Linked DNA regions of Homo sapiens: regions 2, 3, 4 and 5 are each linked to region 1. A link is a contact called in ENCODE Hi-C or POLR2A ChIA-PET data. All regions are on one chromosome and are shown on one strand. The core of a region is the stretch at or near the end of the contact, and the rest is flanking DNA. Distances in the headings are between cores, read along the strand shown.

Region 1 (4,639 bases), core at 738-3,237:
TCTAATAATCCTATTGAAAAATGGGCAAAAGATTTGAATAGTCATTTCTCAAAAGAAGACAAATGGCAAATAGGCATGTGAAAAGGTGCTCAACATCACTGATCATCAGAAAAATGCAAATCCAAACTACAATGAGATACCATCTCATCCAAGTTAAAATGGCTTTTATCCAAAAGACGGGCAATAACAAACGCTGGCAAGGATGTGAAGAAAAGGGAACCCTCAAACAGTGTTGGTGGGAATGTAAATTAGTACAACTATTATGGAGAACAGTTTGGAAGTTCCTCAGAAAACTAAAAATAAAGCTACCACACAATTCAGCAATTCTACTCCTAAGTATTGACCCAAAAGAAAGGAAATCAGTATATCCAAGAGACATCTGCACTCCTATGTTTCCTGCAGCACTGTTTAAAATAGCTAAGATTTGGAAGCACTCTAAGCGTCCATCAGCAGATGAATGGATAAAGAAAATGATGTGCATATACACAATGGAGTACTATTCAGCCATAGAAAAGAATGAGATCCAATCACTTGCAACAACACGAATGGAACTTGAAATCATTACGTTAAATGAAATAAGCCAGGCAGAGAAAGACAAACATCACATGTTCTCACTTATTTGTGGCATCTAAAAATCAAAACAATTGTATTCTAAGAGCAGAAGGATGACTACCTGAGGAAGGGTGGTAGGAGGGAAGGGGTGAGGTGGGGAGAGTTAATGGGTACAAAAAAATTAGAATGAATAAGACCTACTATTTGATAACACAACAGTTATTATAGTCAATGATAACAATTGTACGTTTTTAAATAACTTAAAGAATGTAACTGGATTGTTTGCAACTCAAAGGGTAAATGCTTGAGGGGATGAATACCCCATTCTCCATGGTGTGCTTATTTCACATTGCATGTCTGTATCAAAACATCTCATGTACCCCATAAATATACACATCCACTATGTACCTACAAAAATAAAATAAAATAAAATAAAAACTAATGAGCATAATTGGATTGTTGGTAACACAAAGGATAAATGCTTGAGGCGATGGATACCCCCATTTACCGTGATGTGATTATTAAACATTACATGCCTGTCTTAAAATATCTCATGTAACCCATAAACATATACATCTACTATGTACCCACAGAAATTAAAAATTAATTTAAAAAAAAAGAAAAGAAAGGGAAATGGGCTGCGACAGATGTGCCCTCTTGGAAAACTAAAACTTAGAGCTCTTTGTCCTTCTGGGGTAGCACGTGTATTCTACAGATCTTGTCCAGAGGGAGACATTTTTCTCATTTCTCCCCCCTCTAGATTATAAATCTCCCCGCAGGGCAATGGCAATTCTAATTCTGCCTTTTAGTTTCTATATTAAGGAAAATAGTTTAGAGTGGTTGGTCGGTCACATAGACAGCTGTAGAACTAGTTTCTCAAGTTTAAAATACCAATAACTCTGAAACCTGAGATCTGCAGCCCTGGGAGCCACCAAGGTGCACTCAGTGGCCTTCTAGGCTTCGGTTCCTGCTCCGCGCCCCGCAGAAACCGCGGCTGGCTGGCCAGGGGCTCTTCCAACTTCCAGCGGGAGCAGGTGCACAGGTCAGGCCCGCCCCGCCCCTAATGCCTTCTACCCCCATTACCCACCCCCGCCCCGCCCGCCAGTCCTCCATAGTCCGCTTTTTAGGGAACCTGCTGAGCAAACTAGCTGGGCCCCCGGACAGGGGAGAAAAGCACAGATACCCCCACTCCACTCCACCCCCAGCCCCTCCGCACCCCTCCAGCCCCTCCCCACACCCCACACCCTGGCTGGGGTGGGGTGGGAAGGGTGCTGCTCCCTTCTCGAACCTGGCACTCGAGTTACAGCCCGACGCGGATTCGGCTGGGCTAGACCCTGAAGCACGGGTAGAAACGCAACTCCGGAGTCCCAGGCTGGGGGCAAGGACCCTCTCTGACCTCTCAAGCTCCAGCGCTTCCGAAGCCCCCTTAGCGTTTCCCTGGAGGCGCCCAGGTCGAGTCCTTATATACTAGCGGGTTGGCGCCATCCCACGCACATCCCACGCAGGAGATGCAAGAGCCAATGGGCGGGTCTGCTAAGCCCGCGAACTCTGCCGCGTTAAATTGCCTAGAAGCTCCCACCCTTCTGACTGTTGCCACGTAGTTCTTAGTTTCCGGGAATTTGGGGATTTTTTCCTCCCCCTTCTTCCCACCCTTCCTCCGTCTCCTCGCTCCCTCCATCCATCTCTCCCTCCCTATCATCTATCTATTCATCTATCTGGATTACAGCAAAACAAAGAATAAAGATTATGAAGAAAGAGAAGAACTTCCCAGGCCCAAGCAGCTGTCGGCTCCTGCGCTCCCAACGGGGTGGCCGTTTCCTTCCTCGCACCCTCTTCTCTCCCGGTGCCTGCGGTCCCACCTTCCAGATACCCCTCGGAGAGTCCAGCTGAGCTCTCGCCAGAGCTTTCCCCTTCCAACCCGCTCGACTTGCCCAGATCCCAAGCTGGGCTTCTCTCTCCATCGCCCCAGAAAGTGGGTCTTGGAGACCGAGGCAAGAATTTGGGCCTCCGCTTCTGTTCCAGACCCCGGACCCCTTGCCAAAATGCGGCAGATGTGCAGATTGGGCCGCGCTTGGTTCCTGGCTGGGTTTATGGAGCCTGCGGCTGAGGCAGGCTCCGCAGACCCCGAGCCAGAGTGGGATTTAACGGCGGCCGGTGCGCTGTGCTTGGTCAACCCCGGTAACCGTCACGCTGCTAGTGATATGAAAAAAACCTGCCAGCGTTCTGCTTTTCTGCCCCGCTGCAGTCTTTAGCACCCGCCAGGATTCTGTCCGAGTGTTTGGATTTTGTAATCCTCCTGTCTTTGGCCAACTCCCCATCCTTGGCGGAGCGCTCGCCCTTGGCCGGGCTCCGTGCTGCCAGCCTTGCGGAACCCTAGGCCCGGGCGGCTCTGTCGGAGGCCCACTTCTCACTGATGCGGAGTGGCCCGAGGGTGGGAGCAGCGGTTAATGCCGCACTGATTAATACAGGCTCCAGTGAAAGCGAAAGTAAGAAAATAAAACGGATTTCATTATACATATACAATGTGTGTATGGATACATGTACATACATATTACACTTATGTGTATGTTACGCACGTTTGTTAAAATGAGGTCATAATGTTCATGCTGTTTCATAACCCACTTTCTTTCAATGACCACCTTTTCATTTCAGTAAATCTTCGTATTCTCATGTTGCAGCTTCTCCATTTTTCTTTAACATGTTTACAGAGAGTCTGTGCAAACCTGTACCAAATCCAGAACCATGCATCTATAACGTGCTAAAAGATTGTCAACCTAGAATCCTATAACAACCACAAAAAAGGCCTACCTAAATGGAGGCAAAGTAATGACTTCAGACAAAAAAAAAAAAAAAGGAAATCTGAAAATCTGAGGGAATTTGTCACCAGCCGATCTTTCTTATGAAAAAATATTAAAGGAAGTTCTTTAGCTGGAAGGAAAATGATACCTGAATGAAACTCAGATCTACAAAAAAGAATGAAGAGCACAGAAGATAGTAAATATGCAGATAAATATAAAAAATCTCTTTTTTACTGTTAAAATTATTCTTTTTTTACAATATAACAAAATGTATTTTCATTGGATATTAATTATGAACCCACAATGCATGTAAACTAAATACAATACTTCAAATCATTCTGCACAAAGAAATTACAGATCACATTTATTTAATAACAAAATGTCTAATTGTTTAATAAAATGTTTTTAGGAACTTACAATATAATTTTCAAAAACAAAGAATAAAAATATTAAATATATCACTTTATGGCAGAGGACAACATAAATTTATTTCTGCAACACAGCAGGCAAACTTTTGTGCTAGAAACAGTGGAGAAAAAATTTAAAGCAAAAAGTCAGGAAATGGATGTTCACAAATTTCTGGTTAACTGAGGCTCAATAGTTATTGTAAGAAACGGGCGTTTGAACATCAGATTTTAAAATAAAATATTTTAAATATTTTTATTTTATAATATTTTAAAGATTTTATTTATAAGATTTTAAAATTTTAAAATATTTTTATTTTATAAAAATAAAAACTTCCTCAAACACCAGAGTTTTTCACCTCAGCAAATGTCTTTTCCTTTGATAATTCATAATCCTGCTGTTCATTTGTCACATATATGAATATCTGGTAACTTCATAAACAACTACCAATGGCACACTTCAAATGCTGAGTCTGTTGAATTTTCTTATATCTTTTTCCCCAATGAACCTAGAGCCTATAACAGAGAAGATACTGAAACATGCTAAGATAATAATTGGTCTTAGAGAGACTTCACAGCAAGTATTTAATGAAAGCCACTACATTTCCAGCTCTAAAAAGAGCCAGACAGACACAATCCCTGCTTCCAGAGTTCACCGTTCAGACAGAATACAGCAGGGCAAGCACTGATTCTGAATCATTATGAGCTTTGATTTCATCTTTCAAGATTTACATAGATACTGATTTCTTCTGGAAGGGCACATAAAATCTTCCCTTACACACATCATTCTTTGGATTCTCATAAGGGGTATTTTGAAGTCTGTATGTTGACAAGGCCAGTAGATACTTAGTTTTCTCTAATTGCCTTCTACTACTTAAGACTATG
Region 2 (4,639 bases), core at 1,206-3,705, 230 kb before region 1:
CTTTCCCGTAGGGCTGAAGGCCACAGAAATGACTGCCTCACTGTGACCCTCCAAGGAGCTGGTGCAGCGAGTCACAGCCCGGACTCTGAAGATAGCCTGTGGCTGGTAGATGATGTCTAGGACCTTCTCTGTCTCCACTGCCTGGGACTCCAACGTCTTCCCCAGTGAGGAGACGATCTCAGCATCGTGGACAAAGAAAGCCAGTGGCAGGGGATCCTCCTGAAGGACAATGGTAAAGGACAAACCCGCAACAATGGATGTGCAGGGGCACCCTCTGCCAGGGATGCTCCCCACTGAGCTGTGGGAGGTGAAGCTTCTTCTTTTCAGCCATCGTGCTAGGGATACCCCCATCATTGCCCATTGAGCAAGACCTTTTATTTATTTATTTATTTATTTTTGAGACAAGAGTCTCGCTCTGTCACCCAGGCTGGAGTGCAGTGGAGCAATCTCTGCTCACTGCAACCTCCGCGTCCTGGGTTCAAGAGATTCTCCTGCCTCAGCCTCCCGAGTAGCTGGGATTACAGGCACCCATCACCACGCCTGGCTAAGTTTTATATTTTTAGTAGATACGGGGTTTCGCCACATTGGCCAGGCTGGTCTCAAGCTCCTGACCTCAGGTGATCCACCTGCCTCGGCCTCCCAAAGTGCTGGGATTACAGGCGTGAGCCACTGTGCCCAGCCTAGCAAGACCTTTTAAGTCACTGAACAGCAGTTGCAGGACACTTACACAGCACTTGGAAATTCTTTTTTCTTTTTTTTTTGAGATGGAGTCTCGTTCTGTTACTCAGGCTGGAGTGCAGTGGTGAGATCTCAGCTCACTGCAACCTCTGCCTCCTGGGTTCAAGCAATTCTCCTGCTTCAGCCTCCCGAGGAGCTGGGACTACAGGCGCCTGCCACCACGCCTGGCTAATTTTTGTATTTTCAGTAGAGACTGTTTTCGCCATATTGGCTAAGCTGGTCTCGAACTCCTGACCTCTAGTGATCTGCCCACCTCAGCCTCCCAAAGTACTGGGATTACAGGCATAAGCCACTGCACCCGGCCTGAAATTCTTTATCTGCATCTCATAACAACCGTGGGAAGTAGATACTAATATTCCCACTGACAGTTTTCAAAAGCAGAGGCTCAGAACAACTAAGTAATTAGTTCAATGTCCTATTGCCAATGATTAATTCAGGTTCTTTACGTCCAAGATAGGATTAGCATATAGCATTATGCAGTGTTTCCCAAACTACCACACTACACTATATTTGTGTAAAAAGCTCCCAAAACGCCTGTTAAAAAATGTAGACTTTCTGCTTCATCCCAGAGTTTGGTTTAGTAAGGCTGGGATGGGGTCCAGGAACTGCAATTTTAAGGACCTCCCCTGTCCCCAGGGCAGCTCTTCAGTAAACACACTGGCTTAAAGGTTAAAAGCAAAGGCCGGGTGCGGTGGCTCACGCCAGTAATCCCCAGCACTTTGGAGGCCAAGGCGGGAGGATCACGAGGTCAAGAGATCGAGACCATCCTGGCCAACGTGGTGAAACCCAGTCCCCACTAAAAATACAAAAATTAGCTGGGTGTGGTGGCGCGCGCCTGTAGTCCCAGCTACTCGGGAGGCTGAGGCAGGAGAATCGCTTGAACCTGGGAGGCAGAGATTGCAGTGAGCAGAGATCACGCCACTACACTCCAGCTTGCCAGCCTGGCGACAAAGTGAGACTCCGTCTCAAAAAAAAAAAAAAAAAAGGTAAATAAATAAATAAATAAAAGCATGGGTATTCGGATAGTTTTGGGTTCCAATTCCAAATCTGCTACCTACTACATAGCATCGTGCAAAATACTGAGTCCCTCCGGGCCACGCTGTAAAATGGGGATATTAACGTGTCCCAGACTGGGGGACTGTGACAAAGAATCAATGAAATACAGCATCCGGTGCGTTCAAAGCTAGGCCCCTCTCCGCAGGTGGACCCCTTTGGTTGGCGTGTAAAGCGCTATGCCACTGATTCCATCTCTGACATAGGTGGGAGCTCACGCCAGGTGGGTCACCACAGTCCGTTAGCGGGGGACCATGAACCGCAGACCCTCGGTAATATGATTCCCCCACCGCATCCGCCCGGGGGTGGAGATGCGAGGCCGCCCTGGCCAGCCACTTACCTGGGCCAGTAGCGCGTTGCACACGAGCTGCAGCCTGTCCGGGGTGATGTCCACGGGCACGTCGAACGGGGAACCCAGCAGCTGCCCGCCCTCATCCTGGAACTGCACTAGCAACCGCTGCACATCGCGCGCCACCGCCTCGTCCTGCGCGAGCAAGTGGGGCGGGAGTCAGTCTGGTCGCCCGCCCAGAAGGGCCCCACTTCGCCTCTCTCAGGCCTCAGGGACCCGGGCCCTAGCGCCCCGCGGCGACGCCCCCCGCCCCCATCCACGCACACCCACCGGCACTGCTGCCGCCATCCTGCGTCCCCACGTGGAGGAGAAAGAGCCCGGCAGACAGAGCGCCGTCTCCGTGGTCGGGCGGGGTCGCCGCCGGCCACATCGCCCTCTGCTGTTGGGGAGGAGAAGCGTCCCGCTGCGCACGGCCTCAGGGATTAGAAATGGGCTTACCTGGTGCTCCTCCCGCCCCTCAACAGCCTTCACATTTATTTTTCGCCAGGGTCTTAGAGGACACAGTAAACTTTTGACTCTTCACAACAGGGATTCTTGCCCCATTTTAATTTAATTTCATTTTGAGACAGAGTTTCACTCCGTCGCCCAGACTGGAGGGCAGTGGTGCCACCACGGCTCACTGCAGTCTCGAACTTTCTGGCACAGCGATCCTCCCACCTCAGCCTCAGAGTAGCCTGGACTACAGGCACATGACACCCTGCCCGGTTATTTTTTTCTCATTTTTTGTAGAGACGAGGTCTCACTATGTTGCCCAGGCTGGTCTCAAACTCCTGAACTCAAGCAGCAAGTCCCCCACTCCCCAGCCTCAGTGTCCCAAAGTGCTGGGATTACAGGTGTGAGCCACCACGCCTAGCCTAGAAATTAGTATCCTTTTAAAAATGGATCAAGTCAAGGCTGGGCGTGGTGGCTGACACCTGTAATCCCAGCGCTTTGGAAGGCCCAGGCGAGCAGATCACTTGAGTCCAGGAGTTCGAGACCAGCCTGGCCAACATGGTGAAACCAGGTCTCTACTAAAAATACAAAAAAATTAACCAGCCGTGGTGGCATGCGCCTGTGGTCATAGCTACTGGAGAGGCTGAGGTGGTAGATTCTCTTGAACCTGGGAGGCAGAGGTTGCAGTGAGCCGAGCTCTCACCACTGCACTCCAGCCTGGATGACAGAGCAAGACTCTGTCTCAATAAATAAATAAATAAATAAATAAATAAATAAATAAATAAATAAATAAAATGGATCAACTCAATAATACTCGAGTACAAAAGCAAATCATTTCTACAATCATCAATGCTGTAAAGCAATAATAGTGATAATGACATCAACAAGTCAGGAATTGTTCTAAGTGCTTTCCCACATAACTCATTTAATTCTTACAACCCTTTTCTCCCCATATTACTGAGGAACTGAAGCAGACAGCAATGAACTTGAGCTCTTTTGCCTGAAACGAAGGATCTCCCTTGCCAACTCTCCTCTCTCTCCCTCCACTGCTCAGGCAGTCTCAAGCTCTGCCAAGTCATCCTCATGAACACAGCTTGAATCTGCTCTCCCCATCTCCACTGCCTCACTCTGGTCAGAGTCACCATCATCACCTGCCTGGACCGCTACAACAGCCTCCCGATGAGCCCCCCCATTTCCATTCCTGCCTCTTTCTACCCATTCTCCACGATGCAGCCAGGGTTATCTTTTCAGACCAAAAATCTGGCCTGCTGCTCTTCACCCTCAAACCCTGCGACGGCTCCCTTACATGCAGGAAAAAAAGAACACTCCTTATAATGGTCAATTCAGCCTTGCTATGTCCAGCCACCCCTCTCTTTAGGTTAAATCTTGCTGGCTTTTTCTGAGTTCTTACAAGGCATGGCTCTTCCTGCATCAGTGATTTTGCCCATGCAGTTTTTTCTGTCTGGAACTGTTATGGAGTGAATTGTGCCCTTCCCCTAATTCAAGCTTGTCCAACCCCTGGGCCACAGGCTGCATGCAGCCCAGGATGGCTTTGAATGCAGCCCAACACAAATTCGTAAGCTTTCTTAAAACATTATGAGATTTTCTTTCGATTTTTTTTTTCAGCTCATCAGCTATCATTAGTGTATTTTATGTGTAGCCCAAGGCAATTCTTTTTCCACTGTGGCCCAGAGAAGCCAAAAGATTGGACGCCTCTGCCCTAATTTATATATTGAAGCCCTAGCTCTGAATGTGGCTGTATTTGGAGATAGCATATATTATTATTATTGTTTTTTTTTTTTTTTTTTAGAGACAGGGTCTCACTCTGTTGCCCAGACTAGAGTGTAGTAGTGTGATCATAGCTCACACAGCTTCAAACTCCCAGGCTCAAGTGCTCTTCTTACCTTAGTGTTCTGAGTAGCTAGGACAACAGGTGTGTGCCACTATACCTGACACTCGGCTAACTTTTAAAAATTTTTGTAGAGACAAGGCTGTCACTCTGTTGCCTAAGCTGGTCTCGAACTCTTGGCCTCAAATGATCTTCCTGTCTTAGGCCTTCCAAAGTGC
Region 3 (4,639 bases), core at 982-3,481, 210 kb before region 1:
CTCTACTTACCCCGTCCTCTTTTTCTTCAGACACCAAGAAGGACCTGAAGCAGATCACCAGCCACCTGCTGGACATGCTAGTCAGCAAGAAGGTGTCTGGCCAGGGCAGGGATCAGGCGCTGAACCTGCTCAATAAGAATGTTCCCAGGAAGGACCTTGCCATTCATGACAACTCACGTACCATCTATGTGGTGGATAATGGTGAGAAGAGGGGAAGGTTTGGGGCTTGCTCAAGCCTTTTAAGTGGGCACCAGGGCACTGAACAGAAAATGGAAGATGTGAGGCTCTTGAAGGGGTCTTCAGTTCTAACTGAAAAGATGAGAAAAGGCATTGGCCCATCAGGATCCACCAGTGGGCCTGTGAAGGTGCAGGTCAAGGCTCTGAATTCAGAGCCTGAACATGCCCAGGAAGTGCCCAAACACATCCCCAAAACATGTGGGTGAAGCAACCTAGCAAATGGGGACAAGGACTCCACCAACCACAGGATAAAATTCCAGAAGTCTCATGGTTGGTAAAATACTTCACAGGCCTTTCAAAAGGGAGGAAATTGCATCAAGTATAGTTTATATAAAGCACAGTGAGAATGTTTGTAAACCCAAAAGTATCTGAGACAGGTCTCAATCAATTTAGAAGTTTATTTTGCCAAGATTACGGACATGCCCCGCAGAGAGGAAACACAGAATCACAGAAACAGTCTGTGGTCTGAGCCTTTCTCCAAAGATGATTTTAAGGGCTTCAATATTTCAAGGGGAAAGACAGCCTGGAGGGGAAAGAGGGAGGGTGTGGTCACATTACATGAATGCACATGTTGGAAGAGAAAGGAGGAGGTAGGGGAATAGTCAAATAGTCAATTACATATTTGTCTCCTGCTCAGTAAATGATCACTTTACATAAGATAAGGTGAACATAGAATGGACATATTTAAGCCCTAGAGTAATTTATTAAACCTTTGGAGATATTTAACCTTTTATCTGTAGCTATCTGCTTAGGAATAAAAGGAAAGGCAGTTTCTTGCCATGATTCAGCTTTCAGCTTAATTTTTTTCCTTTGGTTTAGGGAGTTGGGGGTCCCAAGATTTCATTTTTGTGTATCTATCTATTTATTTCTTTTTAGAGACAGAGTCTCACTCTGCTGCTCATGCCAGAGTGCAGTGGCGTGATCATAGTCACTGCAACCTCAAACTCCTGGGCTACAGTGATCTTCCTACCCCTCAGCCTCCCGAGTAGCTGGGACCACAGGCACGAACCATCATGCCGGGCTAATGTTTTTCTTTTGTAGAGATGTGGTTTCACTATGTTGCCCAGGCTGGTCTCAAACTCCTGGATTCAAGTGATCCTCCCACCTCGGCCTCCCAAAGTGCTGGAATTACAGGCGCGAGCCATGGCACCGGGCCAAGATTTTATTTTCCTTTCATGTGTTCTAGCAGACAGTCACTCAATTTGTCAGCTCCGAGGTGTTACCCCTCTCCTCAATCAACTTCTTTGATTGTTAAGGAATCATACCTGTGGTTTCATGATCTGCTATGGTAAATTCTTCCGTAGGTTTTATGACACACAGACTATACCTTGTTCTAAAAGATTCAGATCAGCTCTTCCCAGCTTAAAGAATGTCTTTTGATATTGCACTTCCCTTGTTTGGTTTTTATAGACCTCAGCAAAGTGCATGTGCAAGTGCTTAGACTTTAACACATTACCCTACTGCTAAATGCCCAAACCCCACTTCCTCCCTGCCTCATTCTGGTCTTCTCCACATATGTCATGAAACGTGAGCGTTAACAACAGATCTTCTCTCTCAGCACCAGGATCTAGGCTCATCCACGTGTTATGGGATGGGACAGGTAGAGAGCAGTATTTTTTATTCTGTTCTTTTTGTAAAGGGCACCAACATGGACAGCACTTGGGTAAAAATAATGTGGATTTAAAAATTCAGATATTCGAATACAAAGCTGCAATGTTGAGGTGTTATGTGTTGTGCAAACTGGGCTGGGAGGCACGGTAAGGGAGCTGTCAGGATGTCAAACCCGAAGTGAGCTTTTGGGTGAGAGAAGGGGCAAAGATAGACAGGAGGAAGGTCTAGAGTGTTTGAACAGAAGAGAAATGAGATGCTCAAGGCATGGGCAAGAATGGAAGGGGAGACCGGGAGATGAGATTGGAGAGGGGCATTTGAGGGATGCTTTTAGGACCCAGGCTGGGGAGTCTGTGTTGGCTCATCAGGCACTTCCTGTTACTCCCCAGCCCTACTGAGCACTTTTTAAATGCATGCTTGTTGCATAATAAGAAATACACATATTTGGTCTCTGCTGCTGTTTCCTGGCACACAGCTAACCTCTGAAGTGATAAGTATCTTTTTGTATGCTCATGTAATAACTGGTGGCTGGGATCCCCTAGATAACCTCAGAATGTCAGAATGGGGGCTGGTTGCCAGGGGAAACAACCATGCAATTACAGGATTGGAACTTTCGGCCCCCCACCCCTTACCTCCAGGAAGGGGAGAGGGGCTGGAGGTGGGATTCATCACTAATAACTAATGATTTAATCAACCGTGCCTACATAATGAAGCCTCTATTTAAAAAAAATCCCTAGCCAAAGGGGCTTAAAGTGCTCCCAATTTGGTGAACACATGGAGGTGCTGGAGGGATGGCTACCTGGAGAGGGCATGGAAGTGCCACGCCCCTTGCCAATACCTTGCCCTCTGCATCTCTTCCATCTGGCTGTTCCTGAGTTTCTGTTTTTGTTGTTGTTGTTGTTTAAATAATAAATTGGTAATCTAGTAACTAAACTGGTTTTCTGAGTTCTGTGAGCCATTCTAGCAAATTATCAAACCTGAGGGAGAGGGTCATGGGAATCTCTGATTTATAGTTGGCCAGTCAGAAGCACAGGTGGCAACTTGGACTTGAGGCTGGCATCCGAAGGAGGGTAGTCTTGTGGGATTGAGCCCTTAACCTGTGGAGTCTGTGCTAACCCCAAGTGGTTAGTGTCAGCGTTGAATTGTAGGACACCCATCCAGTGTCAGAAGTAAGCTCTGAGAGTAGGAGTAGTTTAGGGAGGAAACAGAAGTTTTCCTTTAAGTGGTAAAATGTACATAGCACAAAATTTACTGCCAGGCGCTTTCTTTTTCTTTTTCTTTCATATGGGAAGATGGGTCTGTTGCCCGGGCTGGTCTCAAACTCCTGGGCTCAAGTGGTCCTCCCACCTCGGCCTAACCAAAGTGCTGGAATTACAGGCATGAGCCACCAAGCCACTTCCAGGCACTTTTTTTTTTTGAGACAGAGTTTTGCCCTTGTAGCCCTGGCTGGAGTGCAATGGCGTGATCTTGGCTCACTGAAACCTGTACCTCCTGAGTTCTCCTGCCTCAGTCTCCCAAGCAGCTGGGATTACAGGTGCCCGCCACCATGCCCAGCTAATTTTTTTGTATTTTTAGTAGAGGCGGGGTTTTGCCATGTTGGCCAGGCTGGTTCCAGGCACTTTTAATTCCCTCCTAACATCTAGAGTTTCATGCCTCCCAGCTTTTACCTGGAATGTTCTTTCTCCCACTTCCCTGTACTACACAAGGTCTGACCAGCTCCAAGCCACCTCTAAAACCTGGCTCCGAAATCCATCTCTCTGTTGCCCCAGAGGCAACATAGTATAACAGCTAACATCACAGGCTTTGAAATCAGACGGGATTGGGAGCGTGTCCTTGCTATGTCACTGGGCAACTTACTTGACTTGTCCTGGGCAACTTACTTGACTTCTCTAAGTCTTGTTTTTCTCCTCTGAAAGATGGAAATAATGATTCCTAACCAGCAGGGTTATTGTTAGGATTAGATGAAGTGAATGTGTATAAAGCTCTTGGCACGTAGTAAGTGCTCAGAATAAATTGCAGATCTTATTTTGTTGAAGTGAATCACCTCATCTTCAGTGTTACCCTTCTATACTTATCACATCTCATTGCAATCTTCATATGTCAGTTTTCCCTATTGTATTGTGAGCTTTTGGAGGTCAGGGTTGTATCTGTTATTTTGGTAGCCAGTACCCCAAAGGTGCTCATTTATTTAACAAAGACATGACTGTTGAATTTGCCCAACGGTAATAGGAAGCCATTGAAGATTTTTCAACAGAAGAGATGAGAAGACATCATCATCATCATCATAAATGTAAATATGGCATTTACTAAATAAATACTTAATAAATACACACTCAATAATAAACATTTATTGAGTCATAGTAGTGTGTCTGGATTGATAGTAGAGTTTCCATACATTATCTCATTGAGCCCTCAAACTTTATGAGGTAGGTAGTATTATTCCCATTTTACAAATGAAGAAGCTGAGGCTTGAGGAAGGGAATATGAAATAGTATTTGGAGAAGACTATACATCAGCCCATGGAATGTCAGCACTGGTAGAGTCCTCTGAGATCGACTAGTCCTGATTTTGTACACATGAAAATAGAGGCCCCTAGAGGGAGGTGAATTGGTCAAGCTGGGGGCAGTGTCAGGTGTATAACCTGGGTCCTTTGACCCCATTCTAGGCCCTTTCATTCTGGATGAACCACATGTTTTCTACAGACAGGGCTGGAGAGAAGCTGATGATAACAAGTCACTGAGTGAGGGGTGTGTGTGAGGATGGAGCCCAGCAGGAATCTTAGGCTTGCCACTGT
Region 4 (4,639 bases), core at 598-3,097, 190 kb after region 1:
ATTCAAGTTACTTGCCAAAATAGTCCACATACATGACCACTACGCTCTAGTACCACTCTAAAGAGTTTGCAATGTATGAGCAGTGTTCTCTAGGTGTTCTGAGGAGTGACAATAACTATGAGTGAGCATCAGAAAAGATTTCCTAGATGAGATGATTTGTGAGCTGGAACCTGTAAGTAAGAAAGCAACAGGTTTCCCCCTCTCTTCCTTTCTCCGCCATCGTGGTATGTGCTTGACTCTGCTTCTTGCCATGTCTTCTCACAAGACGTTTAGGATTAAGCAATTCCTGGCCAAGAAACAAAAGCAAAATCGTCCCATTCCCCAGTGGATTCAGATAAAAATTGGTAATAAAATCAGGTACAACTCCAAAAGGAGACATTGGAGAAGAACCAAGCTGGGTCTATAAGGAATTGCACATGAGATGGCACACGTATTTATGATGTCTGAAGGTCACAATCACATTATCATATCAACCTGAAAATGTCACCACTATCTGGAGAGTTGGACATGTTTTATTGGGGACATATTTTTTCTCTCTGAATCTGTTATGAACGCTTTGGTTGGCTGAGTTCAGTAATAAATATGTGAGACCTTTCATTTCAAAAAAAAAAAAGAAAGCAAGCAAGCAACAGGTTGAGAGAAAGGGAGATGGATGGGAGAAAGATAAACCAGGTAGAGGAAATAGCACGCGCAAAGGCACATTGTCTTCACTGTCTAATCTCTCCAATCCTTAACGAACGAAAGAGGCCTTGAGTGGGTCTGGTACAGAAGACTCTCCATTTTACTTCTTCATGTCCTTTTACCCATTCCTGTCTAACATTCATCACAATCCTCATTCGCCTTTCATATGCCACTCCTCTATTTCCACTGCCAATCTAATTTAAGCTCCTATTAGCTCTCACCTGGACCATTGCAATAGCTTTCCCTCCTTTCGCTCTCTGCCCCCCACCAATCTAAACACAGTTGAGGCCGGGCACGGTGGCTCACGCCTGTAATCCCAGCACTGTGGGAGGCCGAGGCGGTAGGATCACCTGAGGTCAGGAGTTCAAGACCAGCCTGGCCAACACGTTGAAACCCCGTCTCTACAAAAGTACAAAAATTAGCCCGGCATGATGATGGGTGTCTGTAATACAGCTACTCGGGAGGCTGAGGCACGAGAACCGCTTGAACCTGGGAGGCGGAGGTTGCAGTGAGCCGAGATCGCGCCACTACACTGCAGCCTGGGCGACAGAGCGAAACTCCATCTCAGGAAAATAAATAAATAAATAAATAAATAAATAAATAAATAAATAAAATCAGCCGGGCGTGGTGACGCCTGCCTGTAATCCAAGCTGCTCAGAAGGCCGAAGCAGGAGAATAGCCTGAGCCTGGGAGGCGGAAGTGGCAGTGAGCCGAGATCGCGCCACTGCACTCCAGCCTGGGCGACTTGAGTGAGACCCTGTCACAAAAAAAAAAAAAAAAAAAACCCAAAACCATTTCTTCCCGCAATCCCAGGGCACACACACTATAATCCTGCCTCAAATGCTCATTCCCAGTTATGAAACAGGGTACAGGCAAAACCACTCTGCCTAACAGTCACCCCGACGGCCGACGGCGAGGAATTGTGGAGGGGGCGGGGGAGAATTGCTCAGAACTTGGAAAGCGACTGGTCTCTCAGGATAGAGACCGCGACGCAAAGAAGTGACGGAAAAGATGCGTCCGCCATCCCTTTTGCTCCACCCCTGACGTTGGCCTCGGCCTTCGATTGGCTGCTCCTCCCACCAGCCCCGCCTCAGGGGCGCCCACGTGACCCGATGGCCGCCGTGGGATTGGTTGTTCGGCGAGAGCCGCGCTAGGCTGTAAGACCTGAGCCGGGCGGAGAAGCAAAGGAGAGGGAAGCTGGAAGCACCTTTGGCCCGGGACAGAAATCTGGAGAGCTTGGCTACCTCCATCCTCCTCAGGCCGGAGCAGGCTTCCTGAGAGAGTCCAGGTCGTAGGAGTTTTACGACTTAGAAAAGCGGGCTGCAGATTCCTTCCTGGGTGTTTGGTTCAAGCCTTGGCTCCAGCCTCACTCTCAGTCTTCCCGGGAGTTCGTGGGATTTGGACCTTAGATTATTAGTATTATTTTGAGGGCCTCCTGTGTGTAAGCACTGGTTGTGCGCAGATGGCTGTGCAGAGGGCCATGAGGTAGAGGCTGGGGAAATGAGGGCTTGGAGGTGCTTGAGGTATGGTCTTTACCTACGTGAAATGTTGGAGGTAAGTCGGATTTATAACTTGTGTTGATGCTTTTATAATCTAGGAGCTTAGGGTTTAGTAGGAAGAGTCGCTCATTCAATGAATTAAACGCTCATTCCTATGTACTAGGCACCATTCCGAGTGCAGTGGCTACAAAGACTAGTAGAACATAGTCCTGGTTCTTTAGGAACTCTGTGATTGGGCAAGTGGGAGAGAGGGCGGAAAACGTGAACTGGTGAGTAGTTGGCGTGTGATGCGTGCCGTAGTGGAAGAAAGTGCTGTGAGAGTTAGAAGAGGGGGATGATTGAAGGAATTAAGGACATTTAACAGAAAGTGATATTTGAGTAAAGTTTATTTTTGTTTTGTTTTTTTTTTTTTTTTGAGACGGGAGTCTCGCTCTGCCTCCCAGGTTGGAGTCCAGTGGCGCTATCTCGGCTCACTGCAACCGCCGCCTCCCGGGTTCAAGCAGTTCTCAGCCTCAGCCTCCCAAGTAGCTGGGATTACAGGCGCACACCACCACGCCCGGCTAATTTTTGCGTTTTTAGTAGAGATGGGGTTTCACCATGTTGGCCAGGCTGGTCTTGAACTCCTGACCTCGTGATCCACCCGCCTCGGCCTCCCAAAGTGCTGGGATTACAGGCCAAAGCCACCGCTCCCGGCCTTGAGTAAAGTTTAAAAAGTATACTTAGGGTGGGTATTTATCCCTCCATGAAAGCGCCTTTTACTCAGCCAGCACAGAGCCATCCCTTTGCCCTTCCAGATGCCTGACTGGGACCTTGCTTATGGATGTGTGAGCTTTTAATCTCTGGCTGTAATCTTACCCACTTCAACCTAAACTTGGAATGATTACTCTTGACCCTTTTTTTGAGTGATAAGGCAAATCTCCCCACACCTGGGCATTTTAAAGTTATATACTGTATGTTTAAATATCCCCCTTAAAAAGCCTGAGCTATATAACAATCTAGATGTGTCTATCTTACTCTTTTCCCACAAACTAAGAATCCAAATAATGTTAAAAATCTTTAAAAAAAAAAAAAAAAGTATACTCAGGTTTTCTCCCCATCGAAAGGGGTGGAGAAAGCACTCCAGGAACTAGGAAAATGTACCTGCCGCATGTGGCTGGAGCACATGGGAGGTTTGCCCAGCTGATGATGAAGCAGATAGGGAGTTCAACTTGTAAAGATCTTGAATTACATGGTAGTCTGGCTGTCTGGATCTTAAAATACAAAGTGAAATAGGTACCACAAAACAGGTATTAAGGTGCTTTCATAATTCAGAAGGAGGACAGATACTTCCTGTTGGATTGATGAAAAAAGGCTTCATGCAAAAGATGGCATTTTGAAGGGTTGCAAACTGCAGGGATAGGATTTTGAAGTACAGGAAGGATTTCTACACAGGGGGAAAGACTTTCTAGATGGAGGGCATAAGGTCAAATAGAGCCAATATGAGGACTAAGGAATAATCTGGGTTGATTAGACTGTAAGATATGTTTGGGGGCCCGGCACGGTGGCTCACACCTATAATCCCAGCACCTGGGAGGCCAAGGCAGGTGGATCACTTGAGGTCAGGAGTTTAAGACCAGTCTGGCCAACATGGCGAAACCCTGTCTCTACTAAAAATACAAAAATTAGTTGGGCATGGTGGCTCATGCCTGTAATCCCACCTACTTGGGAAGCTGAGGCAGGAGAATCGCTTGAACCCAGGAGGCTGAGTTTGCAGTGAGCTGAGATTGCACCACTGCACTGCAGCCTGGGCGACAGAGCGAGACTCTATCTCAAACAAACAAACAAACAAAAGACATGTTTGGGTTATTTATGGTGTATTTAAGGATAAATATTGGTCTGTTTTGAAACATCTTGATTGCTAAACAAAGTCGTTAGGACTTTATTTCCTAGACTATGGGGAGCAACTGAATGCTTGTGAGTAATCACACCTCCATATATAAGGGTTAGTATGTGTGTAAGATTCAAAGTACATTGGATGGGAGAGAAACTGGAGGCAGGAGGCCCATTGAGATAGCAGTATTGTCTGCCAGAAGGAACGTGGGTTTTAGAGCCAAGCACTCATTGGTTCAGAGCTTGGCTTTGCTCACAAGTTTCATTATTTTTGGCAGATTTATTTAAGTTATTAAGCTCTGATCTCTGTCTCAAAAGAGGGAAAGTAACTGATGAAGTGCCTGTTACACAATGGTTATGCTTGAATGCTTAAACAGAGGCTGAGGCCTCTGTTTTCTTTTTCTTTCTTTCTTTCTCTTTCTTTCTTTCTTTCTTTCTTTCTTTCTTTCTTTCTCTTTCTTTTTTTCCTTCTTTCCTTCTTTCCTTCTTTCCTTCCTTCCTTCTTTCCTTCCTTCCTTCTTTCCTTCTTTCTTTCTTTCTTTTTCTTTCTTTCTTTCTTTTTTTTTTTTTTTTTTGAGACAGGATCTCAC
Region 5 (4,639 bases), core at 1,208-3,707, 160 kb before region 1:
AGCCTGGGAGGTTGAGGCTGCAGTGAGCCCTGATCATGCCATTACACTTCAGCCTGGGTGACAGAGTGAGACCCCGTCTCAATCAATCAATCAACAATCAATAATCAATTAGACTCCTCTTGGGTACCAGTTCCCAGAGATTGAGGTCTGTGTGAAAAGAGATTTCCTTTCCATCCATTGCTTGGGGATGCGGGAACTAGAAAGGAACCCTCTAGGGCAGGGTCTGGGGCAGGGGGCCTGGAAGGTGGGCTGAGGATATTGGAAGCAGAGGGGTCTGGGAAGGGAAAGTATTGGGACTGTTCGGGATTGGTTTTATTGTTCATATGGAGTTCCTTGGTAGCTGAAGTGCCTGGGATACAAATGCCAAGATACCTACCCGCCCACCCAAAGAGTGGTAGTCTGCCTTCTTCCATTTGTACCTCTTGGAAATCCACCACCAAGCTTGGAGAATTCACCCTAACAAATTGTAAGTATTACCAGGTTTTCATGTAAGGATCTTGTGGTAGTGTGGATAGCTGTGATTGGCATGTGAGTCATAGCCAGTCACAGCTACCAATTACACTGAGGTTGGAACACCATTTTTACTTTCTGTACAACACGAGAAGCCTTGAAAATAAAATCTTAACCTTAAAAAAATAGTAGGCTGGGCACAGTGGCTCACGCTTATAATCTCAGCACTTTAGAAGGCTGAGGTGGGCAGATCGCTTGAACTCAGGAGTTCAAGATTAGCCTGGGCAACACAGTGAAACCCCGTTTCTACAAAAAAATACAAAAAATTAGCTGGACGTGATGGCATGCACCTGTGGTCCCAGCTACTTGGGAAGCTGAGGTGGTGGGATCTCTTGAGCCCAAGCAATTGAAGCTGCAGTGAGCTGTGAATGCACCACTGCACTCCAGCCTGGGCAACAGAGGAGACCCTGTCTAAAAAGAAAAAAAAAAAAAGTAATAGAGGCTGTAGGAAAGAACAGAGGAACAACAGCTACTTGGTGGGGCTGGGGCTACTAGCAGGTGGCAGTTAGTTGGTGAGTGTTGGGTGGGCCAAGGGTCTGATTTCTCATAATATCTAGGGATGGGGTGAAAATTCCTGCTGCCAGGCCAGAGGGGATGGTCAGCTCCAAGACAAGGAAGCAGTGTCCAGGTAAGAAATCTTCATTTCAATGGATCACAAACTCCTAAACTCTTAACAATTGAACAGAAGCATAGGTTTTATAATCTCTGTGCATGTGGGAAAACAGGAAAGAGCTCTTCCTCTCTCTTCTGGCTCGACAAAATAAATTCTTACGCGTATATCCCTTCCAGGAAAAAGCATTCATTTCAATGTCATCAGAACAGCACAACTTAGAGTTAAACAAGCCTTCAGGATGACAGACTTGGTAGCAGTTAGTGATTACTTTCATAGGACACAATAATATTCTCTGAAGTCTAGATGTTTTATACAGTTTTCCTTTGCTAGACATAACATTTGGAAAGACAATTTCAAGAAGCGAAATCATACCTACTTTTCTGCAGCTATAAAGGGTCGGAGAGACATTATCTACTTATCTTGCTGAGTTGGTTGTTTTCCCCACCAGATATGTAATTTTCAGAGCTAAGCACTGAAGTTTCACTAGTTATTTTGGAGAGAGCAAGTGCCAGACCCCAGAGTTCAAAACTTAGAAGATGCAAAGAAAAGGTCAGGATAGGATTATTATTATGTGGACTATAGATCTTGTGTTTCAGATCCACAGGAGTGGCATGAATATGGGTCTATGAAATGCTGATTCTATCAGATAATCTGCGGGGGGTTTTTCCTCCAATTATATGGGGGAAAAAAGCTGTGTAAGAAGAGATACATTGTCCACTACTTTCCAGATAGTTCTCAGATTTTTATAAGTTTTAAAAATCAAGTGGTACATGCACATAATATTGGAAGTGAAATAGTTTGACAGGGCTTAGTATAACACCAGCAGTCTCCTGCTCCTGCCCCCATCTTGTTCCTAGGGGCCATCACTTTGATGTTTCTTTTGGTACTTAGCTCTAAATGGTGCCATTTTGAGGTTTAACTAGATATTATCTATTTCCGGAAGATTTAGCTCAATTATACTCCCTCCCTATTTTGCTCTCCCCACATCCTGCCAAGATGATTTTATCACTGTTTTCGGTTAGAACAATATTCGATGTTCACCTTGTTATGAGCCTCTCTAGTCACAGTTGTGCTAGGTGATGTACTATGGGTGCATTTCATTTCTCATACAACTTTCTGCTTTCCTCAGGATTCATATCATCTTACTTTTTCTTTGTTTCATAACTTTTTTTTTTTGGTTAATCAAGTACATGAAGTCTACCATCAACTTTGTATCCTCAGGAGAAGGTCCCCCGAGCCTTCTGCCCTTGGATCCTGACTGGGGGCTCTCTGGGCCCACCCTCAGCTGTCATCCTGGACTCCCTGTCACATGTATCCAGAGGGCTCTTTTCCCAGGGTGGATCCTTGTTTCCTTGATGGAGCTGCTTGCAGGATATAGCATGGGAACAGGGTCAGGGCAGGGCTTGGGGGTGCCAAAGCCTCCCTGATTCACAGAAAAGTTGCATAGGGTACAGGGTTTTATAACTGTTTTGATGATTGGTACGGATTTCCTCTTTTCACAGACTAGATATTAGTCAGGGCTGCTTGTCACTCACAGATGTTTTTCTGATTTCAAAGATGATGTGTCCTTTGCCAATCCTGCGATTAACACAAGGGTAAGGAAACTCCAAGCCCCCTCTGCCCTTCAGTCTGGTTGTTCCAAACAAGTAGTCATTGAATTTTCTGCCCAGGGTCTACAAACCACCCAATACAGACAACCCCGTGTTCTGCTGACTGTGCCCAACATCTGTAGTGGCAGGTTTTCCCTCCTGGTGTCCTCGACCTCCACTGCATGAGGCAGCCTTAGCTCTTCTTCCCACATAATGAGGGCTGAGGTTTAGGTGTCTCATTTCTTATTTTTCATTTGGGGTATTGCAAAAAAGGGAACAGAGATGTCTTTGGTGTGACATCTTAAAAGTCTCCTATTACTACTATAATAAATGTAAAAATAAATGTAAAAAAAGATTCAGTAAAAATAAGTATAAAAAAAGTCCACTATTATTTAATTACCACTCTGCCAAAAAAAATTCTAGGGGAAAAAAAGTCCAGATGAAACATGTCACAATGCTAACAGTCTTTGGACAATAAATAAATCTATGTCCTTCCCTGCCCCTATTTCTAAAGATTTTTTTCCAGATTTCCCAAAATGTCAAGATTGACAGTGTATGTTAACCAATGGGAGAAAATAAAACAAACTTGAAAATTGTAAGGAGCTCTGAGTTTTTAAAACCTTTTCATTTTGAAGCAATTTAGACTTGTAGAAAAGTTATAAAAATAGTACAGTTCCAAACGCCTAGGCTTAAGCCATCCTCCTGCCTCAGCCTCCGAGGTAGCCGGGAATACAGGTATGTACCACTGTGTCCGGCGTCTCTGGACTTCTTTGATACCACTTTTATGTCTCACAGGTGCTTGATTTTCTTTTACTCTTACCATTCTAGCCATTCACTCAGTCTTCTTTGCAGGCTACTTTGCAATGTACATTTAATTTACCTCTTCCTTGATGGGGGCATTCCTCAGCCTTTGTTCTGAATGGGATGTTTTCAGAGTCTTCTACAGTATCTCTGGGTGATCTCTTCCATCCTGTTGCTCCAAGCTGATCGTGCCTGGATTTGTATCTCCATCGTAGGCCTGTTTCTTGAACTCTAGACTTATATTATTTAAGTCTCCATGTTCCTCGTCTACCAAATCCAGTTGATCACAGTGTACTGTTCATTTTATTTCCTAAATCTCTCCCAAATTTACCCAAGCCTCTCCTTCCCCACTGCCACTGCTCTAGTCCAGACCATCTCTCAACTGCTTGGCTGCAACGATCCTCTAATGGTCTCTCTGCCTTTAGTCTTCCCTCCCCACATCCTTCCTCTATTCTGAGTTAATAATACACCATCTAAAAGTGTAGACTGGACCATGTCTCTTTCTTACCTAAAAACTTTCATAAAGGCATAAACATGACCTTGGGAACCTGTTGGTCCGAAAAATAACTCAATTTAAACCAAGGAAAGAGAACTTCATCTTGAAGCAGTGTGTTTTCTGGATATTGTTAGATCTTTGAGGACAGAATCATGCTTGGCATACAGTGGCTAGTCAATAAATTGCTGTTGAATGAATTAATGAGTGAATGAGAAAATGGTTGTTTAATATCTCCTAAGATTATTGCCATTAAGTTAATAATTATTTGCCAAACAATTATGATATACAGGGCTCTATGGTGGGTTCTTCAGGGAATACAAAGTTGCTCTTTTCATGAACCTTACAGTTCACTGAGCACCTGTTATGTGCCAGATAATGTGGTAATGATGGGGATACAGTGTTATACAATATATACAGGATCCCTGACCTCATGAAGTTTTTTATTTAGTAGTGGAGACACCCACAAAAATTACATAATTACTTAATTAGAGTTTTTATAACTGCTATTAATAAAAAGCACAGAAATCTATAAGAACACTTTATAGTGGGACCCTAATCTAGCATGAGGGTTGGGGATAGTGGAGATGGAGAAGGGCAGGGTAGGGGTATAAGATATATATACATAAGTAT

The links. Hi-C counts contacts between places; a loop is a spot of excess contacts on that map. ChIA-PET counts read pairs that join two places held with the same protein, here RNA polymerase II (POLR2A). Pooled maps may share reads with other maps.
Region 2: a loop to region 1 is called in a map of endothelial cell of umbilical vein, with 7 times the contacts of the local background. The contact joins the promoter of NLE1 here to the promoter of SLFN11 in region 1. A Hi-C loop is called at or near these places in 1 of 168 maps with a recorded cell type or tissue (endothelial cell of umbilical vein) and 7 of 50 pooled maps. POLR2A ChIA-PET finds 5 or more read pairs at or near these places in 2 of 52 experiments (AG04450 and HEK293T).
Region 3: a loop to region 1 is called in a map of naive thymus-derived CD4-positive, alpha-beta T cell, with 2.6 times the contacts of the local background. The contact joins the enhancer-like site here to the promoter of SLFN11 in region 1. A Hi-C loop is called at or near these places in 4 of 168 maps with a recorded cell type or tissue (CD4-positive, alpha-beta T cell, CD8-positive, alpha-beta T cell and naive thymus-derived CD4-positive, alpha-beta T cell) and 9 of 50 pooled maps. POLR2A ChIA-PET finds 5 or more read pairs at or near these places in 6 of 52 experiments (AG04450, activated CD4-positive, alpha-beta T cell, activated CD8-positive, alpha-beta T cell and 3 more).
Region 4: a loop to region 1 is called in a map of ascending aorta, with 11 times the contacts of the local background. The contact joins the promoter of SNHG30 here to the promoter of SLFN11 in region 1. A Hi-C loop is called at or near these places in 1 of 168 maps with a recorded cell type or tissue (ascending aorta) and 14 of 50 pooled maps. POLR2A ChIA-PET finds 5 or more read pairs at or near these places in 12 of 52 experiments (AG04449, AG04450, CD4-positive, alpha-beta memory T cell and 8 more).
Region 5: a loop to region 1 is called in a pooled map, with 5 times the contacts of the local background. The contact joins the enhancer-like site here to the promoter of SLFN11 in region 1. A Hi-C loop is called at or near these places in 7 of 50 pooled maps. POLR2A ChIA-PET finds 5 or more read pairs at or near these places in 9 of 52 experiments (CD4-positive, alpha-beta T cell, CD4-positive, alpha-beta memory T cell, T-cell and 4 more).

Annotation. Positions count from the first base shown.
Region 1 is chr17:35,371,634-35,376,272 of GRCh38, forward strand. SLFN11 (schlafen family member 11) reads right to left here and starts at 1,988. Exons shown (of 7, transcript NM_001376007.1): 1 at 1,841-1,988. LOC105371933 (a long non-coding RNA gene) reads left to right here and starts at 1,464. Exons shown (of 2, transcript NR_171638.1): 1 at 1,464-1,594; 2 at 2,279-3,222. It also overlaps the pseudogene UFM1P2. RefSeq lists enhancers at 1,956-2,005, 2,096-2,145, 2,816-2,915.
Region 2 is chr17:35,139,848-35,144,486 of GRCh38, forward strand. It overlaps NLE1 (notchless homolog 1), which reads right to left and starts at 2,456. Exons shown (of 13, transcript NM_018096.5): 1 at 2,411-2,456; 2 at 2,132-2,275; 3 at 2-219. The coding sequence starts at 2,428. RefSeq lists an enhancer at 1,887-2,764.
Region 3 is chr17:35,159,345-35,163,983 of GRCh38, forward strand. It overlaps UNC45B (unc-45 myosin chaperone B), which reads left to right. Exons shown (of 20, transcript NM_001267052.2): 8 at 31-201. Among named protein-coding and RNA genes, the nearest start is that of UNC45B, 14 kb to the left of the region's middle. RefSeq lists a silencer at 1,258-1,428. Within about 2 kb of position 2,232, at least 3 of the 41 ENCODE cell types and tissues checked have a DNase peak (open chromatin) inside an H3K27ac peak, as active enhancers do; they include CD4-positive, alpha-beta T cell and CD8-positive, alpha-beta T cell, where a contact is called at or near this core.
Region 4 is chr17:35,566,267-35,570,905 of GRCh38, forward strand. It overlaps SNHG30 (small nucleolar RNA host gene 30), which reads left to right and starts at 1,848. Exons shown (of 2, transcript NR_135479.1): 1 at 1,848-2,235. It also overlaps the pseudogene RPL39P32. RefSeq lists enhancers at 1,202-1,884, 1,585-1,714.
Region 5 is chr17:35,212,319-35,216,957 of GRCh38, forward strand. No RefSeq gene overlaps it. Among named protein-coding and RNA genes, the nearest start is that of SLC35G3, 20 kb to the left of the region's middle. Within about 2 kb of position 2,458, at least 3 of the 41 ENCODE cell types and tissues checked have a DNase peak (open chromatin) inside an H3K27ac peak, as active enhancers do; they include CD4-positive, alpha-beta T cell, where a contact is called at or near this core.